3 separate regions of the Homo sapiens genome follow, and all the other regions are linked to region 1. The links are chromatin loops, found by intact Hi-C in ENCODE. Cell type or tissue: OCI-LY7. All regions are shown on one strand.

Region 1 (8,000 bases):
ACTGCATTTCGGCCTGTGCAACAGAGCAAGGCCCTGTCTCTAAAAATATGTATAATAATAACAATAATAATAATGATTATGCTAATAATGATACATCAAGATCAAATAGGGAATCCTTGGAATACTAGGGTGGTTCAATATAATAAAACATATTGTTGCTATAATTTACCATATTCATAGAAAAGTCATTTCCTTTGCTCAGTCTATTAATAAAAGACATTTGGTAAAGTATATCCATTTGTGATTTTTGAAAAACAGTTAAGGAAGCAGGAATCAAAACTTTCCTATTTTGGCAAAGGTTATAATCCAAAAAATCTGTAACCACTAGTATACATAACGGAAAAACCTTGGGTATCCAAGACAAGAATGTTCACTATAATTACTAGCTTATCATAGCACTAAAGCCTATGGGCAACATAACAAGACCCCATTTACCAAAAATAAATTTAAAACATTTTAATTAGCTGGCATGGTGGCATGCACCTGTAGTCCTACCTACTTGGGAGGCCAAGGCAGGAAGATTGCTTGAGCCCAGGAGTTTGAGCTTACTGTGAGCTGTGATCACACCACTGCACTCCAGCCTGGGTGACAAAGGAAGACCGTATTTCTAAAAAATAAAAAATACAAATACAACTACAAACTAGCACTAGACCAACAGTGACTATGTACCATGAACTGAGGAATATTATTAATTCCACCATTTGCATCTGAGGTTAACAATATGTCAATGACTTAAATAACATCATATCTCTGAGAGTAATTTCTCCTATATTTCCATGACAAATGTTAGATAATTTTCCATTTTTTCCATTCAATAAAATAAACAGGAAATATAATTAAAGAGTTCAATTGAGGATTGGGATTTAGAAAGGAAGGCAGGAATTAAGAATAATCCTTAGTTCTCTTCCTAATTTGCACCTCTCTCACTGATACACATGTATTATTTTCTTTTTATGTCTTTTAGAATCTAATAAACATGTTTTATATTATATAACAAACTAGAATATATGGATTATCTTTGGTCTTCCTTACCAAGTTCTTAACTCTGCTGGCTCTGGGGCACTGGACATACCATGTAAGAAGAAAAATGTTTTAACTCCATTGAACTTATTCAGAAGCATCGGAAATTGGTTCAGCAATATTCAACTTTGCCCAGCAATGTTTATGAAAGTTTCATATATAGTATAGTATAAGTATGTGTAATACAGAATTTATGTTCTCAAAAATGAAGAGATAAAGTATGGAGATTCTAAACTCTGTTGACATAGAAGAGGGTGGATTTCTCGAAGAAACAGCCTTCTATAGAAAGTGGCTTGTATGAGTCGGGATTCTCCAGAGAAGCAGAACCAATAGGATGTTGGCAGAGAGAGATTTATTTTAAGTAATTGGCTCATACTACTGTGGGAGCTGGCACGGTCGAAATCTGCAGGTAGGCTGGAGACCCAGGAAGAGCTGATGTTGCGGCTTGAGTCTGAAGGTGGTCCAGAGGCAGAATTCCCTCTTCCTTGGAGGACCTCAGTCTTTGCCCCTAAGACCTTCAACTGATTGGAAGGGCCACTTACATTATGGAGGGTAATCTGCTTTACCCAAAATCTATTGATTTAAATGTAAATCTCATCTAAAAAATACCTTCACTGCAATATCTAGACTGGTATTCAAATGTCTAGAAACCATAGCCTAGCCAAGTTAACACATAAAATTAACTATCACTTGGCTCAAGGTGAAACTTCCAGATCAATGTGGCAGGAGTGTTGAGGAAGGAAGTGAACTCGGTTCTAACCAAGTAGGACAGCCGAATCATCACTGAAGTGTGGCACTGGCCTTTCGCCAAGGTAACATGTGGCAAGGTTTTAGGTTAGGATAGGTACCAGGCAAAAGCTGGGTGACTCGATGGAGGCTTTTGTGCCAACCTTCAGAGACTGGCTGCGTCAGACTGCCCTCAAGAGCATACAAAGGAAAAAAAGACAAATTAAAAGCCTTTAATCCAAACTCAAGACATGAATGAAAAACTGTAAATGCCTCTATAGCAGTTTTAAAGGCTATCTTTTCTCCTGCAACCCAGCACAGATATGGCTGAGGGTCAAGCCCGGGGGCTTATGATAAAGGTTATGAAGTTGTAGAAATGTTTGTTGCATCATCCAACAGCAGCTGTTGTGATAAGGCAAGACCCCTGGTTGGGATAGACCGGACCCTGAGATATGAAATAGGGACATATGAGCAGACACAGAGAAGTCTGAGTGAGAACTATGAATCACCGCACCCCCTGAGGGTCCTTGCTGGAAGAAGCAGACTCACCGTATTAGTTACCTATTGCCATGTAATGAATGACACCCGCTTAAAATAACAGACATTTACTATAAGGTGTTACTGGGACAATAGGGGATTTTTTAATATGGATTGTGTGTTTGATAATATGGTATCAATTTTAAGTATCTTGGGGGTGATGACAGTATTAGGGTTTTGCAGGAGAAATGTCCTTATTCTTAAATTATACATGACAAAATATTTAGGGGTCAAGTGGCATAATTTCCACAGATTACTCTCAAATTGTTTAACAAAATGGTTCTTCAACAGTAAATGGATAAACAAAACGTAGTCTATTCGTGCAACACAGTACTATGTAAACAATGAAACTTCATCAACTACTGAAAATGTAACAACATGGACGAATCTCATAGAAACAATATTAAGTGAAGAAGCCAGACTTGCAGAAATACATACTGTATGTTTCCATTATCTATTGCTGGGCAGCACACCAACTCCAAACTTAATGGCTTAAAACAAAAATAATCATTTTATTATCTCTCATGAATCTGTGAATTACTGGACTTTAAGAGCCACTGATGTAGTCCATGAACCAAAACACATATTCACGGCAGCCACTCCACCCAGCACCTCACACCTGTGATGTTTACTGGCTGCCCATGGGATTTGAACACCTTTAGAGTACTGTGAAATTTCCCCTACCTTTTGAGTCCTGCCTCCCTAAAGTGGAAACCAGAAAGCTCACTTCCCCTAGCCTTCTTTGAAGCTAGAGCACCTAAGTTCCACCAATTAAATTCATCCACCTAAGACTTCAGTTACAAAGGGGCCACAGGAGGAACCAGGGTGTGGGGGTTGCAGAGCACCTTTTACTGTATTTATTTCTCTGGCAAAGGTGACAGAAGAAGCAACTGTCTTTTGGGGAAGCGGTGGGTTTTTTCCTTTTTTTTTTTTTTTTTTAAGTGAAGTTCCTGAAACAGAAGTGGTTTAGGAGGTGTCTTCAGTGGTGGCTGCAGCAACCTCCAGGTCCTAACAACAGAACCAACAGCAGCGTCTAGAAGCCATGGGGCAGCAGCAGTGGTGTGGCTCATCAGACCTGCTCTCTGCGTGGTCTGACCCTGTACATACATGTGCCTCTCATCCGTAGTTCCAGCATTTCCTCTCTAAAGTCTAGTTCTGAGAGAAATTTCTTTGGTAGACTTTTCAAAGTTTTATCAAACTCAAAGAGGGAACCAGCAAGAATACAAGAGCCTTGATCCAAAGAGTATTTGAAAAACAGAGCTGTATCTCTCTGTGAGGAAATAATTTCTAGGCTAGAGATTCAAAATGGCTAACGTGCTAGAGGGCAATAAAATCATAACCTTGGTGTTATCTTCTTTACCGGAGAAAAAGAGAAAGCCAGCATCCCTTATCAGCTCTCTGCTGATTAACCTCTAATCGCACAGGGCTGGCCGGGTTCGTCTTAGGCAAATTACAATCCCTGAAACACTCTGGTTTTGATCAGGCAGAATTATGAGCAAAGGTTCAAGTGTGATATAAAATAATCAAGCACGTACAATTTTGCCTTATTTATAATTTTGAAACACTTTTCCTACACAATTTCTGACCTTAAGGGGCAGAATTAACCAAATAAAACTTTTCAGAAATGCTCTAATTCAGTTCCACTCATTTTATCGTCTCTATTTGGCCTGTTTTAGGGCTAAACCCAGAAGCAAAATCTTCTTCAAAATGAATGTATTGACAGTCACCATGCCAGACTTGGAGTACGAACAAGAGCATCCTTTTACCCTTACTGAAACCTATGTGGTCACTAAAACATATATCAATAATATTTTTAACCTGGACAAAATTAATCTAGAAAATTGAGCTACTGTTTTTTATTTGTCAGCTTTTACCACATTGTGGGTTTGAGACACAGGTAGTTCTTTTGATAGTACAGCGTTAATTTAAAATATAAAAATCATGCCAAACACATCTAATTACTTTTAGCTTCCTTCACAGTAGGCGGAGGAAGGTGAAAAATTAAGCCTTTTGCGCCACCTAGTGGCCAAATGGGTAGTGGCTGTCTAGTGAGAAAAAACAAAGATTTGGGGGCGTGAAAAATAGCTTGACAGTGTTAGTATTCTGAATTCAGGGTATGAGGTTGGAAGAAGGCAACAACAAAAAAGAATTTTCAGAGAAACTGGTCACTTAAGTGCATAGGTACCTGAGAGTGAGCAATTGTTATAACTTTGATATCTCAATAACCAGAGTGACAATAAAACATTTGAAAATAAACATAAAGAAGGTAACAATTATAAGAAACTTTAGGTGTTTCAGAAGCAAATGGTTTTTTGTTGTTGTTTGTTTTTAAAATAATTTAAAAACTTGATGCTATCAGCACAAAGCACTAAAAGTTATCAAGGTATTAAGTGAGAGCATTCTGATAAGAAACCACCGCTAGCTGGGCAGATTATGCTAAAGGGAAAGAAAAAGTTTTTTCTCTGTCTTAAGTGTAGAGTGTATATTCCAAGATCAATTTTAAATTACAAATCCTCTCCTTTTTTGCTTATTAATTCGAATTCATCATTACGTGTGTGTTTTACAGAAATACATATATAGTTGAATGACAATTTTGTTTAAAACTTTCCACTTTAGTTTTAAAACGTAGTTAATCTTATCAATACAATACATGAATGTATATCCACACTAAGTTTACCACCTTAATTTGAGTTTTGCAAAAATTAAATATGGACAAAGGTATATATATAGAAAGCCACTTAGTGACCCAATAATCTTTCTCTCTATGATACACTTAAGAATTTTTTAGACAATAAAAAGTCACTTATTAACTAGCTCAGTGAAAATTAGTCCAAAGTAACAAAATCATTTGAGGCTGCAAAACAACAATATCACTATTGATATTAGGAGTTTTTCAAAGAGGTAAAATTCTAAAATTTTTACATAGAGTGCAAGCTAAGTAGCTAAGTCAAATGACTTGCAATATTTTTCTGAAATTCACAAGAGCCAATAGTTTAAAAAAAGCATCTCATAACATTTAATTAAAAATATACATTTTCATTTAAGTTTGCTTCCCACAAACCACTGACACACTCATTGACACAGTGAATGAGTCTAGTGACAAGAAACAAATCCTTTTTGTTAGGTCACTTCTAACACTCTGCCTCCAACAAAATAAAGAGGACCTATTCAAGCTGTCAGCTATTATATCATTTAAAGTAATTTTGGGAAGGAGGCCAGGCAGGAGGATCGCTTGAGGCCAGGAGTTCAAGACCAGCCCTGGGCAACATAATGAGACCCTGTCTCTATGAATAATAATAATAAAATTAGTCAGGCATAGTTCGATGTGTCATAGTCCTAGATACTCTGAAGGCTGAGGCAGGAGGATCACTTGAGCCCAGGAGTTCGAGGTTACAGTGAGCTATGATCGCACCACTACACTCCATCTTGGGTAATGGGGCCAGCCAAACACCACAGAAAAAACTGCGACTCCACCCCCACCAGCTAAGGTCAAATGAGGAGCCTAGACTTTCACCCTCACCAGGCTGTCATAAGGAACCCAACACTTCAACACACACATGCACACACACCAGGATGGTGTCAGAGAAAGTGAATAGGGAGTCAGGATGGTCATGCCCTCTTGGTGAAAATGTACTCCTTTCCCCAAGCCCCTGAAATGTCAATGGAAACCTAGACTTCCATTCCTCACCCAACAGTAATGAAGCATCTCTTCCCCTCTCCTCTAGGGTGATGTCAGACAATGCCTAATGGAGAGTCAGGATTTTCATCACCACCCAGAGTTAATCCAGCAACCACTCCCTGATACCTACCACTCACTCCTCCACTCCACTGTCCCATCTTGGTGTCAATAAAGGTCATGTGAGGGATAGTAAGTGGCACTCCTCTCCCAACCAACCAGGGAGGTATTAGTGGGCACCTAATAGGGAGCCAGAATTTCTGTCCCCACTCAGTAATAATGGGGACCTATCTGAGGTGTCAATGAAGGCAGAGTGAGAAGCCTGGACTCCTACCCCTACCTGGCGTCATGAAGCTCACCTGCCTACCTGCTGGAGAGGTGTTAAAAGAAGCCAGCTAAAACAGTTTAAATAAGACCAATAGCCTTATAACATAATGCCTGAAATGTCCAAGTTTCAATTGGAAATTATTTGTCATATCAGGAACCAGGAATATCTCAAATTGAATTTTTAAAAGACAATAAAATAGATGCCAAAACGGAAAGAAAAGCCTGATGAAGATTTTAAAGCCACCATTATTAAAATGCTTTGATGAGCAATTAACACTTAAAAGAATGAAAAAAATAGGATGTCCAGTTCAGTGGTTTAAAAAAAGAAAGAAGAAGAAAAGAGCAGAAAAGAAAAAAATAGGATGTTTCAGCATAAAAATAGGATATATACGGAAGAAAACGTGGAAATTTTAGAACTGAAAAGTGCAATAGCCAAAATAAAAAGCCCAGTAAATAAGCTCAGCAGCAGAAGGAGAGAACAGAGGAAAGAATTAGCTACCTTGAAGACACAGCAATAGCAATCACTTAATCTGAACAAAAGAAAGAAAGAAAATACACTGGAAAAAATGGACAAAGCCTCAGGGACCCATGGGGCTATAACAAAAGATTTAATGTTCATGTACTCAGAGTCCCAAAATGAGAGGAAAAAGAGAGTGAAGCTGAAAAAAATTATCAAATAAATATGGTTGAAAACTTCCCAAATTTGGCAGAAGACATAAACCTAGTGATTTAAGAAGGTGAGTGAACCCCAAATAGGACAAACCCAAAGAAAGCCACACCAAAATCATAGTAATTAACTAAAAATTAAAGATAAAAAGAATCTTGAAAGCAGTGAGATAAATGACATCTAACAGGTGAAAAAAATGACAGAGCAAAATTTTCATCAGAAACTGTGTAAGCCCGAAGGAGGTCACCACCTTTTTCCAGTGCTGAAAGGAAAAAAAAATATCAACTTAGAACACTATATCAGCAAAAATATCCAGGGAAATTAAGACATACAGAGATGAGGGAAAACTAACAGAATTTGTCACTAACAGGTCTACCCTAAAAAAACAAAAAGTTAAATTGAGGACAGTTGGAACATCAGGAAGGAAGAAAGAACATGGCAAGAAAAAATATGGGTTAAAAAATGGACTTTACTTCTTCTCTTGAGTTATTTAAATTATAGGATTGAAGAAAAACGTATAATACTGTATCATATGGTTATAAATGTATATAGAGAAAATATTACAGGCAATTATAAATGAGGGAGGGTAAACAAAGAGAGAAGAAATTTCTACACATCACTCAGACTGGTAATTAATGACAATAAATAAGTTACATAAATATAATGTAATACCTAGAACAACCACTAAAAGAGCTATCCAAAGAGGTACACACACATACACACACACAGCTATAGATAAATTAAAATGGAATTTTAAAATTATTTAGGAAGCAATGAAAAAGAAAACAAAGAAATGAAAAACAGAGAGAACAAACAGAAAACAGAAAATAAAATGTCAGACTTAAGCCTGGACATAACAATATTATAGGAAATATAAATCGCCTAAATACATCAATTTTAAGAGACAGAGCTTGGCAGAATAGATTTAAAAATATGACTCTGTCAGGTGCGGTGGCTCACGCCTGTAATCCCAACACTTTGGGAGGCCAAGGCAGGTGGATCACAAGGTCAGGAGATGACCATCCTGGCTAACATGGTGAAACTCCA
Region 2 (8,000 bases), 70 kb before region 1:
TCGCTTCCATGAATAAGAATACGAGTAGGTACTCTCATTGGTACTTCTTCCTTATCTGTAGGTACCTGAGATGACTGTGTCCTCTAAAGCTTCTGTGATGCTAGATGCACCCAACATCATTTTCTATAATTGAGGATCGTAGCTTTCCCCTGTGATCCTCTGGCTCTATTGTGGGAAGATAGTCAAAAAATCATCTTTTAAAGTAGGAAATAAACTTCTTTTTATAGAATCAGCTCCCCTTCCTCTGCGCTTGTGGTTTCCATTACTATAAAAGAGAGCACTGAAGTCCAAAGAAAGTACTGTGTATTTCCCTTTTGGGGCCCTGATGTTCTGCCCATGGCATTCATGCCCCCAAAATTGTTTCATGCCACCATGAAATTGCCTCCACGTGGTGCCCATCTTTTTCCCTTCACTCATATTCTCAACATTTCCAGAACCAGAGAGAGAGAGACAGAGAAACAGAGAAGTTCTGACCTCAACACCACCTTTTCCTACAGAATATGTGGCACCCGTATTTTGTCAGAGAAGACAAATGCGTTGTTCCTCAGATTGGTAGGATTCATGGGCATTTCATCCTCATAATATGAGGTTGTATGCAGACAGTGCCTCCTGGTATCAAGAAGCCATGTGAGTTACACCACAGAGGAGAGGAAGTTAGGGGTTTCAAATATTTCAAAGAATAAGGAAGCTAAGTCATACTCAGAAGTTAACAAGAACTTTGGGGAGAGAGGAAGTCAAAATACAGAAATGCATTCAAAAAAAAGTTTAGGATGTAGAGGAGGATGGGATCACCATGAGACAGCCGTCCAATGCCCATGATAGTTCCTGTTACAGTAAGCCACATCTTCAGATAGAGAGAGAAAAGGCCACATGTATACTTACCTTGTATGAATGAGCACTGTTGTTTGATGAATTCCATCTCTTCCCCTCTTTTCAGTCCCTTCATCCTCATTGTAATAACAAGACTGCTGGTGATGTGGCCATGCAGAGCTCTTGTCCCTCATGTTCTTTCCACCTCGATCTTTCACTTTTCTCTATTTCTGCTTCTCCTGGTCCTACCTGGGCTCTCCCCAAGGGCTGCTCCTCACCGGGCAGCTAGTTACACGGCCACCACCACCCTGCCATCTACACAGAGGCCCTCCATCTCTCTGTGACCATTTTGATGAGATCTCTTTTTTTCATGGCATCCATCTTGGCAGTAGCAAGTTCATAGCCCAGAGTAAGAGGATTACCTGTTGGGATGCACAAAGGAATTTAAACCCCATTGAAATTTGTGACCCAAATCATTGTTTATGCTTAACAGAAATAGCAGCAATAAGATCGATTGAGGAATTATCTCACGTACTAAAACAGAAGACCTATCATTTTGTGGGAGGTAGTAGCCATGAATCCAAATCAAGCCTAGTAGTAGTACATTCCCCAGCGTGCTCAGAATATGCATAGAGAGTTTAAATCAAGGCGTAAGAGTTTCCAACCCTTCTATCTGTATGGCCAAGCCCCATTCATGTTAGTGCTGGAAGCATTCTTCCTGTATCTCATTGGTTTCTCGGGTACTTTTTCTCAATGTCTCCATTTAAAAACGTTTATATAGAGTTCTGGTTTCTGCTTGGGGATGCAGAGAACTGGAAACAATGATGCTTCCTTGCAACATGAAAGAAATCACACAAATTGCAAGGTCGCAATTTTTTTCAACCCATCACAGAGCTGGGATTGAGCTTCCAACTAGCTTGAAATCTAGGAAAGTTGTTGCCTGAGTGCTTGCTTACCTAAGGCAGGTACAGCTGGGCACTGGTAAGAAGAATTTAGCTGGAATCATTTAAAAATTGACTGAGGTCAAATGTGGGCTGGAAAGAGTACAGAGCCCCAGGGGCTCACGAGTATAGGGCGGTTCACACCTTCTTGCAAGCTTCGTATCCGGGAATGCCAGTGGGTGTTCACAAATAAAAAATGGGAGAGTCCTGAGAAGGCATTCCGCATGCTTTTCAAGGAAAAGAATAAATAGAAGTTAAAGGCTTTATACATCGATGTGCATCAAATGAGTTAATTAACAGAATATAAGGGAAGCAAAGACTTTACTATCTCATGTTGAGAGCAGACTACATACTCAAACCCTATTTCGTCTGTTTTTTGTTTGTTTGTTTGTTTGTTTGTTTGTTTTGAGATGGAGTCTTGCTTTGTCGCCCAGGCTGCAGTGCAGTGGTGCGATCTCCTCTCACTGCAACCTCCGCCTCCCCATTAGCAGGGATTACAGTCGCACACCACCACACCCGGCTAATTTTTTTTTTGTATTTTTAGTAGAGAAGGAGTTTCACCATGTTGGCCAGGCTGGTCTCGAACTCCTGACCTCATGTGATCTGCCTGCCTCGGCTTCCCAAAGTGCTGGAATACACGTGTGGGCCACTGCGCCCAGCCTCCTCCGTTAATCTATTATCATTCTTCTCTAATATTCTCAAACTTACTTAATTCATTAACGTGATATATGTTGACATCTCATTAAATATGTCTCTATTTATGACATACTCAACAACATGTGTGTAGTGTTATAAAATTTTAATTTATTTTATAAATATTTAACACTAACTGAGTGCCAGGCATTCTTCTATGCACTTAAATAGCAGACAGGCATGGTGGCCGACACCTGTAACCCCAGCACTTTAGGAGGCCGAGGCAGGAAGATCACTTGAGCCCAGAAGTTCAAGACCCTGTGGTTTCAGAGGCTGAGGTGGGAAGACCACTGGAGCCCAGGAGGTCAAGACTGCAGCGAGCCATTATTGCACCACTGCACTCCAGCCTGTGGGACAGAGGGAGTGAGACCCTGTCTCAGATGAAAGAAAGACAGAGAGAGAGAGAGGCATAGAGATGCATATGCACACAACGATTACATCGTAGGGCTGTTTAAATTACTCATTCTGGCTGGGGGTCTGTGCTCTAAACCACTATTGGTACGCTATTTCTGTGTGGCTGGTCTGGAAAGCTTCACACCACCCCCCTCTCCCTTCCCTGAATTTCCATATTCCCCCCAACCCTCATTATCCCTTTCAGAGTCTCGCAGGTTGAGGTGATGTGAGAGAGGAAGCAGAAGCGAAGGTTACGCGAGGAAAGCCCCTCGTTAAACTTGGGATTTTCACGGGGACTCAGTCCAGAGGAAGTTGAGAAAACCAACTTAAATTACGGTCTCGATCGCCATCTGGCGGTGGAAGTCCACATTACATCCGCGGAGCAATGGCTGGGAACGTTGCATAATAGAGCGGGGCTCAAATTCCAAATTAAGTTTCTGAATTTTTTCCATCTGGAATTTTATTTGATGATTAGTCTAGCATCGTAATGGTGTCCTTCGTGTTGACGTGAAAACCCAGTCTTCCTTCAGTTCATTTCCCGTTTATTAGGGATGCAAAACTCCAGCCACAGGTGACCTACGACTCTGACTCCTTCCCCACCTACTTTACCCTCCCCTCCCCCAGTACATTCTGGGGCTAAACCCTAAGAGGTACCCATGCATCGCTGGGCCGATGATGAAAATGAAGAAGTCTTCTGATGAAGCGAGACCCCGGAAGTGCAGCTTCAGGCAAAATCCTGAGCGAATTCTTTGCTGCCAGGACAGTCCATAGGCTCTTACTCTTAGAAATTACGTAAGCATGAGCAGTCAACGCTGAAAAGCAGAGAATGTGGTTTTCTGGCGGACTCCAGAGGGAGACCAGGAAATCCTCTCACTTACAATCCATCAAGAGTAGTTCCTCCAAATTGAGTACAAAGTCTCTAAAGGCCAGCAGAGACAAGTAAGGACTTGTAGTGAGCTGCAGCTCACCACCCGGATCAGAACATAAAAGACAGGAGACCTCACGGCCTGGAGACCCACTAGAGCAAAATCTGCCATCCCAGGCAGGGAGGAGAATCAGGCGGAGGCCTGACATGGTGAGGCCTTGCTCCAAGTGGAGAAGGTGCATAAACTTAACAACTTTGTTATTGCCCTGAGGATGTGATGTGGCAAAGGGGACAAGGATTGGATAGATTGTCTTACTGATGGAAGTTGGTAACAAACAAGGCAAATCAAAAAAGAAGCCATGAGATCCAGGGAACTGCTGTACAGGGGACATGGCTGCATAATATTAGTATAGTAACTCATTATGCACTTGTGTGGCAGACAGTGGCTGAATTCTGGAGACGGAAAATATTAATAAGACACGGAGTCCTGCTTACCACCCAGGAGACATATTAGCAAACAAAGGGGCACAGCAGAAATGTGTGTAAAATTAGGACATTGAAGTCACAAACAATTAGGAAAATTTTCTAGTGGAAATGACATTCAAGCTGATCGAGGGTATATGGAGAATGGCTTCCAAGTCTAACAAAGCATGAGCGGCTTGGACACTTGGACAGGCTTCGAGGGAAGTGAAAGTCTTTCGGAATTGGTAAAATGGGTGGGTGACAGATGAAGCAGAGGGCTAGGGATGGATGCCTCACACACCAGGCTAAGGACTTGGGTCTTTGATCTGCAGTCAGTAGGACCAGTATGCAGACTGATAGTAAGGGAAGGGTCATGGGCAGCTTCACGTTTTAGAAAGACTACTCTGATGGGAAGAGTGGGTTAGAGGAGCATAAAATTGAAAGCAGAGAAAGCAGCGTGGGTAACTGTTAGAGTAACACAGACCAGACATGATGGGGCTCGAATTAAAGTAGGATCAGGGATCTAGAGAGAGGGTCAGAGACATGTGAGGGAGCAGATGCAACATGATGTGTCGTCATCCATTGTATATGGGAGAGAGGAGAAGGCGAGAGCAGAAGATGCTTGGGAGACCAAGTGGTTAGTAATTCCAGTCATCAAGAAAGGACAGTTTAAGAGAACATTCCATATTAGACATTTTGTATTTGTAGGGCCTGTGGGTCATCCAGATGAAACTTTACTCTGTGTGGTAGATGGAATAATGCCCCCAACTGCCACCCCTGAAAGATCTGAATCTATGAAACCTGTGAATCTGTTACCTTACATGGCAAAAGGGACTTTGCATTAGTGATTAGATTAAGGATCTTGAGATGGGGAGATTATTCTGGATTAGCCAAGTGGTCCTGATATAATTACATGGGTCCTTCTAAGTGAAAGAAAGAGGCAAGAGAATAGAAGGAGATGTGATATTAGAAGCAAAAATCAGAGGAAAGTGATTGCTGGAAGGGGGCTACAAGCCGAGGAATGCAGCTGGTCGCTGCAAGCTGGAAGAGGCAAAAAACAGATTATCCGCTAAAGCCTTCAGAAGGGGAACACAGACAAGCTAACACCTTGATTAGCCCTGTACAAGTGTTAAAAGAAAAACTTTGAACAAATGAAATTTATTTTGATTTATTTGAGCAAAGCACAATTCATGAATTGGGCAGCATCCAGGACCAGAAGAGGTACAGAGAGCTCCACTGAGCAATAGGGGCAGGCAATATTTATAGAGAGAAAAAGGAAGTGGTATACAGAAGCAGCTTGTTTACAGCTCAGTATTTGCCTTATTTGATCATGGTCTGATCAGTTGGCAACCTGTGATTGCCTGAAGCTTGGCTGCTGTGTTTGCCTGAGACTCAGCTATTTATTACAAGAATATGCTCTTAAGTTAGGGTACAATTTTCTTACACATTAAGTTAGATTTCAGTATACTACGTAGGAATTCAAAGTACAGAGGCCGCTTTAAGCCAAATTTAATTTAATTTAACAGGACCCATTTTAGGCTTATAATTTCCAGAACTGTCCAACAATAAATTTTTGTTGTTTTAAAACACTAAATTGTGGTAATTTGTTACAGCACCAATAGGAAACTAATATATCCTGTAATCACGAAGCAATATAGCTCAAACCTCAGGCTTGGGGACCATATGGATTTGAGTTCTTATCATAGCTCCATCGCTTCCTACCCATATGAACTTGCGTGTCTTAATTAACCTCCCTAAGCCTCCACTTTCTCATTTGTAAAATGGGACTATCTACTAGAATTTCTGTCTGGAAAGAGGAATGGGGAGGCAGTGTGGTCAGCTGTTTTGCATAACAAGCCCTGTAGAAATACAGATGCTCCTTGACTTCAGGTGGGTTTGTGTCCTGATAAACTGCAAGTTGAAAATGCATTCAATACCCCTAACCTATCAAACATCATAGTTTAGCCCAGCCTACCCTCAACATGCTCAGAACACTTACATTAGCGTGGCTGACTGGGAGCTGTGGCTCACTACTGCTGCTCAGCGTCAGGTGAGAGTGTTATACCACATATCACTAGCCCAGAGAAAGACTGACATTTCAAATTTGAAGTACATTTCTTCCAGAATGTGTACTGCTTTCACGCCATCACAGCTGAACAATCTTAAGTGGAACCATCATAAGTCAGGAACCATCTGTATTTGATGTTTTAAACCATGTCATGTATAACTTTTTTAAAAAAAAGATAAAATAATTTTAAATATTAAAATAGGAAAATTTTAAAAAGAAAAAAGACATTTTTTTCTTTTCTTTTTCTTTTCTTTTTTTTTTTTTTTAGGCAGAGTCTTGCTCTGTCACCCAGGCTGGAGTGCAGTGACATGATCTTGGCTCACTGCAGGCTCCACCTCCTGGGTTCACACCATTCTCCTGCCTCAGCCTCCCGTGTAGCTGGGACTACAGGCACCTACCACCATGCCCAGCTAATTTTTCATATTTTTTAGTAGAGACAGGGTTTCACTGTGTTAGCCAGGATGGTCTCGATCTCCTGACCTCGTGATCTGCTCACCTCAGCCTCCCAAAGTGCTGGGATTATAGGCGTGAGCCACATTTTTTATTTTCTAAAATGAAAATGTTGATATTTAATTTTTAATCCCCTTCAAAAAAGCAACTACTCTGTTTATGAGATTTATAGAGAATTCCATATAGTTAATACTAAATACATTCCTACATCAGAATTTGTTTAATACAAAATCAATTATTTAGGTTAAAATGTTAACACTCTTCCGCTAAATTACCACTGCAATTGTGTAACTTCAAAATGCTCAGGATATTGTCAACAGAGGAAATAGAAATTGATCTTCTAGCACAATAGTCAAACAAAATTGACTATACAAGATTTTGGATGCTTGTTACACTGTTGACTCAAAACAATTCTAAACAACTCAATGTACTTGATGGACAGAATGTACTAAGAAACCAACAAAAGCAATTCATTTCTTACTTAGCTACATAAGCTAAGTAAGAAAATCGCAAATGCTGACATCCAAGGAAGCTTTCCAAGCATAGAAATAAACTCTGATAGATTATTTCAGATCCAGGATATTTGGAAAATAAATCAGATTGCCTTTTTGGATAATTCCTAAAGAATCACACAATTATGACTTTTGAATCCTTTATTAATGGAGGTTACAGCAGCCTAAATAACTTGAAAAGTGGGGTTGGCTCTCAAATAACATGGAGGGTTTGTTTTAGAGGAAACATGTAACACGACAGGACTCCAGAAGCACGTGCTTTAAGGTATAAGGACATGTACCCCTGGTGACAGAGGATGTATAAATATTGTGAGTCCAAATATATAGGCCACTTGTTTAAGAAAAAAAGACATTAGGAGTATAAAAAGGAATCAAATGTAAGTGCAAACTCATAATAAATCTAAACTACATGAGGCATAAATCCTAAATAAGTGCTTAAGTAGCTGAAATAGTATCACTTTATGTTGGAAACCTGAAAGGGACTAAATATATGACATAGAGTCCATATTTAAAAACTTCATGTAGGCATTAAATAGAAAGGATACAGCTCATTTGACAACCAGTAGAACAGGCAGCTATTTAAAGAAGCGTAATCCAAGTTAATGATGTACATATATGAGGTATTAGAATACGTAATTCAATGGCCATTCATGATAAAATGCTCAGAAAATGCAAATAGAGAGGAACTGCCTCAATTTGATAAAGAGCATCTGCAAAAAATCTTACAGCTAACACAGCGGTGAAAGACTGAAATTTTTCCCCCAAAGATCGGGAACAAAGCAATGATGTCCACTCTCGCCATGCTT
Region 3 (8,000 bases), 170 kb before region 1:
TTGTTATCATAACAAAGGGCTAACTCACAGAAGCCAAAGAAGATATGTAAAAGGATTGATCTAAGGATAGTACACTGTGTGTTATACAAGAAATCCTCTGTATATTTCTTATCTCTAATTTTCTCTGCCTGTCATCTTCATTATTTTATATATCTCTGCTTTCAGATTCACATAGTACAAAATGGTCCCTGCCAAGATGTTCTCAATTCATCTCTCCTTTGCCCTAGGGCTTCTTTTCCTAGACCAGTCAGTTGCTTACTGTACACCACTAAAGTGTTGCCAGGGGATGAGTTCACATTACAGTACATGAACATAGTTACTCCTGATGTGAGCTTATGGAGGGGATGAGGGAGTGGTGCAGGTGATACACAAAGGATCTGCTGGTCTGCACATCAGACTCAATATTCTCTACTACAAGGAGACAGGATATAAGCCCAGTCCATCTGCTTCGTTCTTTGACAGTACATTTCATTCAAAATAAGTACAAGTGCAAAAATCTGTGGTAGTAAATCTACTGCACTTTTCTTATGTCTGACACTAATAACCCAAGAAAAACTATAATAAAATATTTCTGATTTTGAAATTAGCCTGCCACTGTTTGCATGGAAATTTACTACTGGTAAGCCCTTGTTTCTCTATCCCCTTACTCAGCTTTCTTCATTTGTATCTTCATAGCAAGAATCACCACCTAATACTGCATATCTGTATATTATGTGATTATTTTTTCTTTCCTGCTAGAATTAAAACTCATAAAGGTAGGGACATTTTTACCTTGCTGACTATTTTATCTGGAATAGTACATAGCACTTAGTAGGAGCTAAATAATTATTTGACAAATGAATGGATACATTAATTGATGAATTTTATGTCCAAATCTAGGCTGCTTTTGTTTACATAAACCTCTGTTTTCCACTAGTCACATTCTCTGCCTGCTACATGGAGAGAACCATTATTCAGGATTTCAGTTCTGCTCTAAACACTTGGATCCTTTCGCAATCAGGGATCTTCAATTTCTCCACTTGGTGTTTTGCTCAACAAATGAAAGTGCCTTTGAATATTCACATTTGGTCCTCCAAAACCACATCAGCTTTTAGAACAATGTTTCTAGACAATTTATTAGTAACCCTTCAAAGGTGTGCTCCCCAATTTTTATGAATGTGTAATTATATTTAAACTGAAATGACATAATGTTTCTGTGTCAAATATTGTAGAGAAAGTTGACCATCTTTGCATACGCTATTTGCCATTTGAGTTCTTCTGTGAATTGCCGGTTCACCTACTTTCCAACATTGCTATTAGGTTATTTAACTCTTTCTTATTGATTTGAGTAGTACTTTATTTCTTCCCTTGTTTAATATATGTATTTAAAGTATCTAAATATATTTCATGACTATGTTGTCCAACTTTTGTAATACATATCAACAAATATCTACCTGTTATATCCATTTTTAAGAAATACATAAAATGTAATAACTTGTACTTTTCTCACCCTTCTTTGCTTTTCTAAACAGTATTTATGTATTTCAACTTTTTAAAGTTTAAATATAATATACTTAAGTGTAGGTTGTTTTTGTTTTTTTAATCCTGCTTGGTATTCTCCGAGATTTGTAATCGGTGATTCGTTGTCTGTCATTAATTTTGGCAAGTTCTCACCTGGCTTCTACAACATCAGACTCTTGCGGCTTCCTCAGCACCCAGCTTTTGCAGTGTAGAGCAGCCAGCAACACCCAGCAGCTTCGTCAGGCATGCACACCCCCTTTAGCAGTTTTACAGCAGAGAGTGACCACCACCACCCCACTTCCATGAACCTTACAGGAACAGCTTTCCCAACACCCTAGAGGAAGGATTTCTGACAAGTCCCAGAGGGTGGATTACAGCAAACTACCGCTGGAGCAGCAGTTCAACAACTACCTCTCTGCCATTCAGTGAGCCATGGAAGTGCCTCCCTAACAAGGTCTGACCTCACCCTTGGAAAGAAAACTGGAGAAGGCTCCTTCTTGGGTGCTCTATCTTAACCTAGGTGATGGGTTAATATCGAGTGTCAACTTGATTGAATTGAAAGATGCAAAGTATTGTTCCTGGGTGTGTCTGTGAGGGTGTTGCCAAAGGAGATTAACATTTGAGTCAGTGGACTGGGAGAGGCAAGACCCACCCTCAATCTGGGTGGGCACCATCTAATCAGCTGCCAGCACCACTAGGATAAAAGCAGGCAGAGGACCGTAGAAGGACTAGACTAGCGGTCTTCCACCCTTCATTTTTCTCCCTTGCCAGGGGCTCTGAGACCTTCAACCACAGACTGAAGGCTGCACTGTCAGCTTCCCTACTTTTGAGGTTTTGGGACTCGGACTGGCTTCCTTGCTCCTCAGATTGCAGACGGTCTACTGTGGGACTTCACCTTGTGATCATGTGAGTCAACACGCTTTAATAAACTCCCCTTTATACATACATCTATCATATTAGTTCTATCCCTCTAGATAACCCTGACTAATACACTAGGGAAGTAGCCATTTCGTATTATATTATATTATGCACTATTATATCTGCCACTGCTATATTATTTAGAGTTCTCTTTACTTCTTTCTAGCCAATCTCTTATTACTCAGATCTCTTGTTAAGATTCGTATTTCTTTATATTGATCTTTCTCATTTTACATTACTGTGTGATTTCCTCTCTCTCCTGACTAGACCCATACTTATAAACCCATAAAATTTCATTCAGGCACGAATCTAGAATAAAAATTATTCTCAGACATGCAAAGATTAGAAAAATTTGCTTCCAGAATATCCTTTTTTGGATATTAACAGACGGTGTGTCGTAGCAAAATTAGGTAGTCAAAGCAAGTAAGAGGAAGATATCAGATACCTGAAACATTATCTTCTACCAAAGAAAACAATGAAGAGAATCCCAAGATGACATCTGCTCAGCAGTCCTGGAAATCATTTCTTTTAGATTGAAACTAGAGAACTAAGGGCACCAGGAAGTGGATAAACATGATAAGTATGATCCCATAAATTTTACAGTATTGTTGAGATATTCAAAACATCTGAGGATATGATTAAAAAGTAGACTACATATATGAGGGAAAAGAAATTGCAAATAGAATCTTCATAAAAATTAAAAGATGCCCAACAAAGGAAATATATTCTCAATAATGAGCACATACGTGTTTAAAAAATACCTGGTTACAAACAAACCATAAATACTATCGGGTTTGAAAATATTAAAGATAAATTATAAATGCCAGAAGTTGGGATATGAAATAAAGAAAAAAGTAGAGCAGGAAAGAATAGGGTTAGCAGTAGCTTCATCTACAAGGAGAAAACTCAAGAGATCTTGAATATAACTGACAGAATAATAGAGTACTGTGTTTAAAAATACAGGGATTGGCCGGGCGCGGTGGCTCACGCCTGTAATCCCAGCACTTTGGGAGGCCAAGGCGGGCGGATCACGAGGTCAGGAGATCGAGACCATCCTGGCTAACACGGTGAAACCCCATCTCTACTGAAAATACAAAAAAAAAAATTAGCCGGGCATGGTGGCGGGCGCCTGTAGTCCCAGCTACTCAGGAGGCTGAGGCAGGAGAATGGCGTGAACCCGGGAGGCGGAGCTTGCAGTGAGCCAGTCGCGCCACTGCACTCCAGCCTGGGGGACAGAGCGAGACTCTGTCTCAAAAATAAATAAATAAATAAATAAATAAATAAATAAATAAATAAATAAATAAATAAAAAATGCAGGGATTACCTACAGAGGAACTAAACATAGTAAGATAATAAAATCACAAGAAAGATGTCAGAGACCTAATTTTTGGTGGTTTAAATTATCTGGTTTCATAACAGGAAGTCAATGGATGTCTAAATTAATACCCCCACATACAAAAACATACGCATATTACTGTTAAAGTCATTGAACTGGGGATAATGACAGTGGAGTAAAGGAATGGCATGAAGGGCTCTTGTTTTCATTAAAATACATCTCTATTGTTTAATCTTCAAACTATATACTGATATCCCAATAAATTTAAAATAGTAATTGTAAAGTAAATATCATTCTTACTGAAATATCAAGAATGCTGCAGATGGTGGCGGAATGTTCAATGTGAAAAAGGATAGTGGCTTGCACTAGAATGACAGCAGTGAAGTTTGTTTTAAGCATGTAATTTTATAGTACCAATCTCTTACCTGTGAGAGCATGTAAAAGACTGAGCTCCTCAGTTCTCAAACAAAAGCAGACTTTAACTCCTGCTCCAGCCATGCTTCTTTGCTTCTCAAACATCCAAAACTGCATCTCAGATTGCATCATATTCTGAGCACATGGAAGGAAGAGTACGGGAAATAAGAGTGGCTGTGTTACCACCCTCAAGGAATCCTGACCCCTCAAATCCAGACCTGCCAAGGGGCAAGGAAAAAAGGGAAAGCGGCAGCTACCTTGAATTTCTAAAGTGCAATGTCCCCACCTACTGGTGAACATGACCCAGTTAACATCCCTACAGCTGTCCATGTCCTCCTAAAACAAGAACCTTGAACTTCTTCCAGTAGTATAGAATCCGTGTCCTTTAGCACAGTTCTACACCAAAAGATAAACAAAATATTAATCCAAAATTTTTACAATGCAATGAGGGTGTGGGAATGATAATTTTAAAACATGCCGCACAAGGTTAGTTTTAAAATAACGCCATCGTTAGCATTCCCATTCCCTACTATCTATCTACTCCTCACAGCTTCTGCTCAGATTGTCTTCTCTCCATTGTCTCTTCCATCTCCCTGTACAAACCTCCTCTCTTACACTGCCTTTCCTGCCAACACACTGCTTCCCCATGTGTTAAGTTGGCAGCCTTTTTTCCCTCTCATTGTTTTCTGGCTTCTGATATTTCAGATAAGAAATTTGATTCCAGTCTGGTTCTCGTCCTTTTATGTGTAAACTGTTTATTTCCTTCTTGGAAGCCAATAGATCATTTTTATTACCATTTTATTTTCTGATTGTGTAGTAAAAATTTTCATCCCTCCAGCTACAGAACTATTTGTATATTTTCATGATTCCACTTGATTCCTTTAAATTGCATGAATCTTATCTAGCCAGAGACTAAAGTCTTCCTTTCCTTCAGAAAAAAAAAATCTTCGATTTTTTATTGTATCCTATATTTTTTCTATTTTTCCGGCACACCTATTATACAGCAGTTGGAGATGGCTGTATAGATAGAACTTTCTCAACATATTTTCACAATTTTATGTGTTCCAAGGTAGTTAAAACAGGAATCTGATTTCTTTTGTACTTTCTTTCCCACCCTCCTATTTTTTTTAAGACTCAGAACCACTACTTGAACACTCTAATTGATAACTGCTTAGTTATTTCTCACCTGCCTTAAAGAGTGTTTCTTCATTATGCTCAAGAATGAGAGCAATTTAAAATGAAATCATTTTAACCTGTCTCCTCAGAGACAAGTTCTGTTGGCTTCTTTTTTTCCTATGTATTATGTGTTGGTAAAATTTTCCAGTTTCTTTGCATGTCTTGTAATTTTTGTTTAATATTGATATTTTACATAAATTCTGATTCCACAATCCCTAGGAGTAAGTGCTCTTGCTGTTTGTTGTTTGTGTTAGTGACTTGCTTGGGCTAGTTCTTCCAAGTCTGTTTCCCCCTAGTATGCAGCCTATGGTGTCTCTGCTAAGTTTGTTTAATAATTTTTGTTTTCATTATTAAGCCTGATTTCCTACAATCACCCCTGGTCATCATAGCTTAATGTCAGCCTATGATTGATGAAAGATTCTGCTTAAACAATTGAGTCAGTAAGGCTTCCACACTTTGCCATTGAACTGAGTGGGATGTGGGAAATGCTTTCAAAGTTCCGGGACTTTACAGGTATGTCCCAATTTTTACTTTCTGCCTTCACATGTCCTTATATTCAGCCAGGTCTCTCCTGAGCAGGCTTAACCAAGCTGATGCAGACAGCTTTCCACACCACTGGGGATAAATGAGATTTTAGCAAGGCTATTTTTGACTATCTCATTCTCTGGATCTCCCTGGTAAAATTCCTGACTGGCCTGCCATCATGACTTCAAGCTAGTTGAGATGTTAGCCTTCCATAATTATTTGCCCTGAGGTCTATGCTGTTTTCTACAAAATGCCAAGACGTTATTTTGAGGGTGTGTGTGTGTGTGTGTGTGTGTGTGTGCATGCATGTGCGTGAGCTCTTTTCCAAAAAATGTGTGTGAGCTCCCTCTGGCAGGTTAAGAAGAGCTGTCTAATCCCATGGCCTGTCCTCCCACACAGGTAGAAATTCTGCACCATAAGTTGAGGTGAAGGAAGTTGGTGAAAGCATACTCTGGCCAAAATAATACTGATTTTGCTGTTTTTATTAGGATTCAGTTTAGATTCTCTTAACTAAATGCTTCTCAATGTTCGTATCCTTTGGTCAATTTCCAGAGTCTTTAAATGATTGTTTTTGGCAACGTTGTCCAATGTTCTCACTGCTTTTTAGATTCGTTGAAATGTTTTGATGTCAATATATGTGGTATATTTTTATGTATTTTCTACGTGAATTTGAAAATAAGCTGTATATAGCATTTGGTACATACACACTTAGGATTATATGTCTTTTTGATGTATTGACTCTTTTTCATTATGAAAAATTTATCTCCAGTAATATTCCTTATTTGTAAAGTTTTCTTTGTCTGATATTAATGTAGCCACTCCAGCTTTCTTGCCCAGTGTATATTTTTTCATCCTTATATTTTTAACCTGTGTCTTCATACTTAAAATGCATTTCTTATGGACAGTGTATGGTCAAAAGTCTTGCTTATTTATCCAGTTTAGAAATATGCATTTAATGTAATTACTGAAGTACTGGATTTAAGTCTACCCCCTTGCTGCTTTTTGTTTTTGGTCCATCTGTTCTTTTTCTCTTATTCCTCTTTACTTGCCTTTCTTAGTATATTTTTCTCCCTCCTAATGGTAACTGAGTAGAAAGATGTCAGAACTTAGGTCTTTAAGATTTGTGGAACTTTAAAACAATTTTTATTTTATTTTATTTGAGGCAGAGTCTTGCTCTGTTGCCCAAACTGGAGTGCAGTGGCGCACTATTTGTAGAACTTGAGTGGAAAATCCTAAATAAGAATACCACAGAGGAGAGCCCAAAATTCTGCATTTGAAAGAAATTTGCATGCAGAATAGGGGCCCCTCTTTGAGTTTTCATGTTTTTTGGGGATTTTTCTCCTCAATAGCAACTAATTCTTTCGGCACCAAACTCCAACCTCCGTCTTCTCTTCCTGGTAAGACTGCATCTTTCTGCTTGAGCTTTGTTCTACCATCTACTGCTTTAGACTGAAAAGCACTCTCAGGGGAAACTCACAGTAAACGTTGAACTCACCTAGTTACTTTCCTTTTCTCAATATTTATCTCCTGATGTATTCTGCATGCTTCAAAAGATCTCCAATGATTGCAAATTTTTAAGTCATTTTTATAGATTTCATAATTTTTGTTTCTAGAAAGGCTAGACGTAGACATATGGTTTTTAATATAAGTAAGTAGCTATAGAAATAAATGTATAGATGTTTATGTGTATGTCCACAAATAGGATCTTAGACTTTTGACATTCCCATAGCAATGAGCACACTTAACACACAGATCTTGATCTAGCTTTTTAACCAGACTCTTCTAAAAGAACCCAGAGCTATGACAGATTCTAGAGCTTGAGAAAAAAAATAAAAGATGATCATAGAAAGTAAGGATATTTAAGAATGGTGGATACGGCCAGGCGCGGTGGCTCATGCCTGTAATCCCAGCACTTTGGGAGGCCGAGGCAGGCGGATCACGAGGTCAGGAGATCGACAACATCCTGGCTAACACGGTGAAACCCCGCCTCTACTAAAAAATACAAAAAAAAAAATTGCCGGGCGTGGTAGCGGGCGCCTGTAGTCCCAGCTACTTGGGAGGCTGAGGCAGGACAATGGGGTGAACCCTGAAGGCGGAGCTTGCCGTGAGCCGAGATCGCGCCACTGCACTC

What was found. A loop is a pair of places that touch in the nucleus more often than their neighbours do. Peaks named below come from ENCODE experiments on the same cell type or tissue, not always from the same donor. Only the 100,000 strongest peaks of a DNase experiment are listed, where the experiment ranks them.
Region 2: it touches region 1 in a loop (5-fold over the local background); 19 of 110 quality-filtered maps call a loop at or near these places.
Region 3: a loop joins it to region 1, with 9 times the contacts of the local background. A loop is called at or near these places in 21 of 110 quality-filtered maps.

The regions. Positions count from the first base shown.
Region 1 is chr6:32,864,075-32,872,074 of GRCh38, forward strand. No RefSeq gene overlaps it. Among named protein-coding and RNA genes, the nearest start is that of PSMB9, 14 kb to the left of the region's middle. In OCI-LY7, CTCF peaks have their summits at 4,312 (motif pointing left), 4,520, 7,669 and 7,879; DNase peaks (open chromatin) are centred at 3,037, 3,317 and 4,297; H3K4me3 peaks cover 2,225 bases; H3K27ac peaks cover 3,259 bases.
Region 2 is chr6:32,793,997-32,801,996 of GRCh38, forward strand. No RefSeq gene overlaps it. Among named protein-coding and RNA genes, the nearest start is that of HLA-DOB, 19 kb to the right of the region's middle. RefSeq lists an enhancer at 683-827 and a cis regulatory region at 755. In OCI-LY7, CTCF peaks have their summits at 3,209 (motif pointing left) and 3,408; DNase peaks (open chromatin) are centred at 3,165, 3,495 and 5,385; H3K4me3 peaks cover 1,370 bases; H3K27ac peaks cover 1,402 bases.
Region 3 is chr6:32,696,239-32,704,238 of GRCh38, forward strand. No RefSeq gene overlaps it. Among named protein-coding and RNA genes, the nearest start is that of HLA-DQB1, 34 kb to the left of the region's middle. In OCI-LY7, a CTCF peak has its summit at 4,441 (motif pointing left); a DNase peak (open chromatin) is centred at 4,463; H3K4me3 peaks cover 229 bases.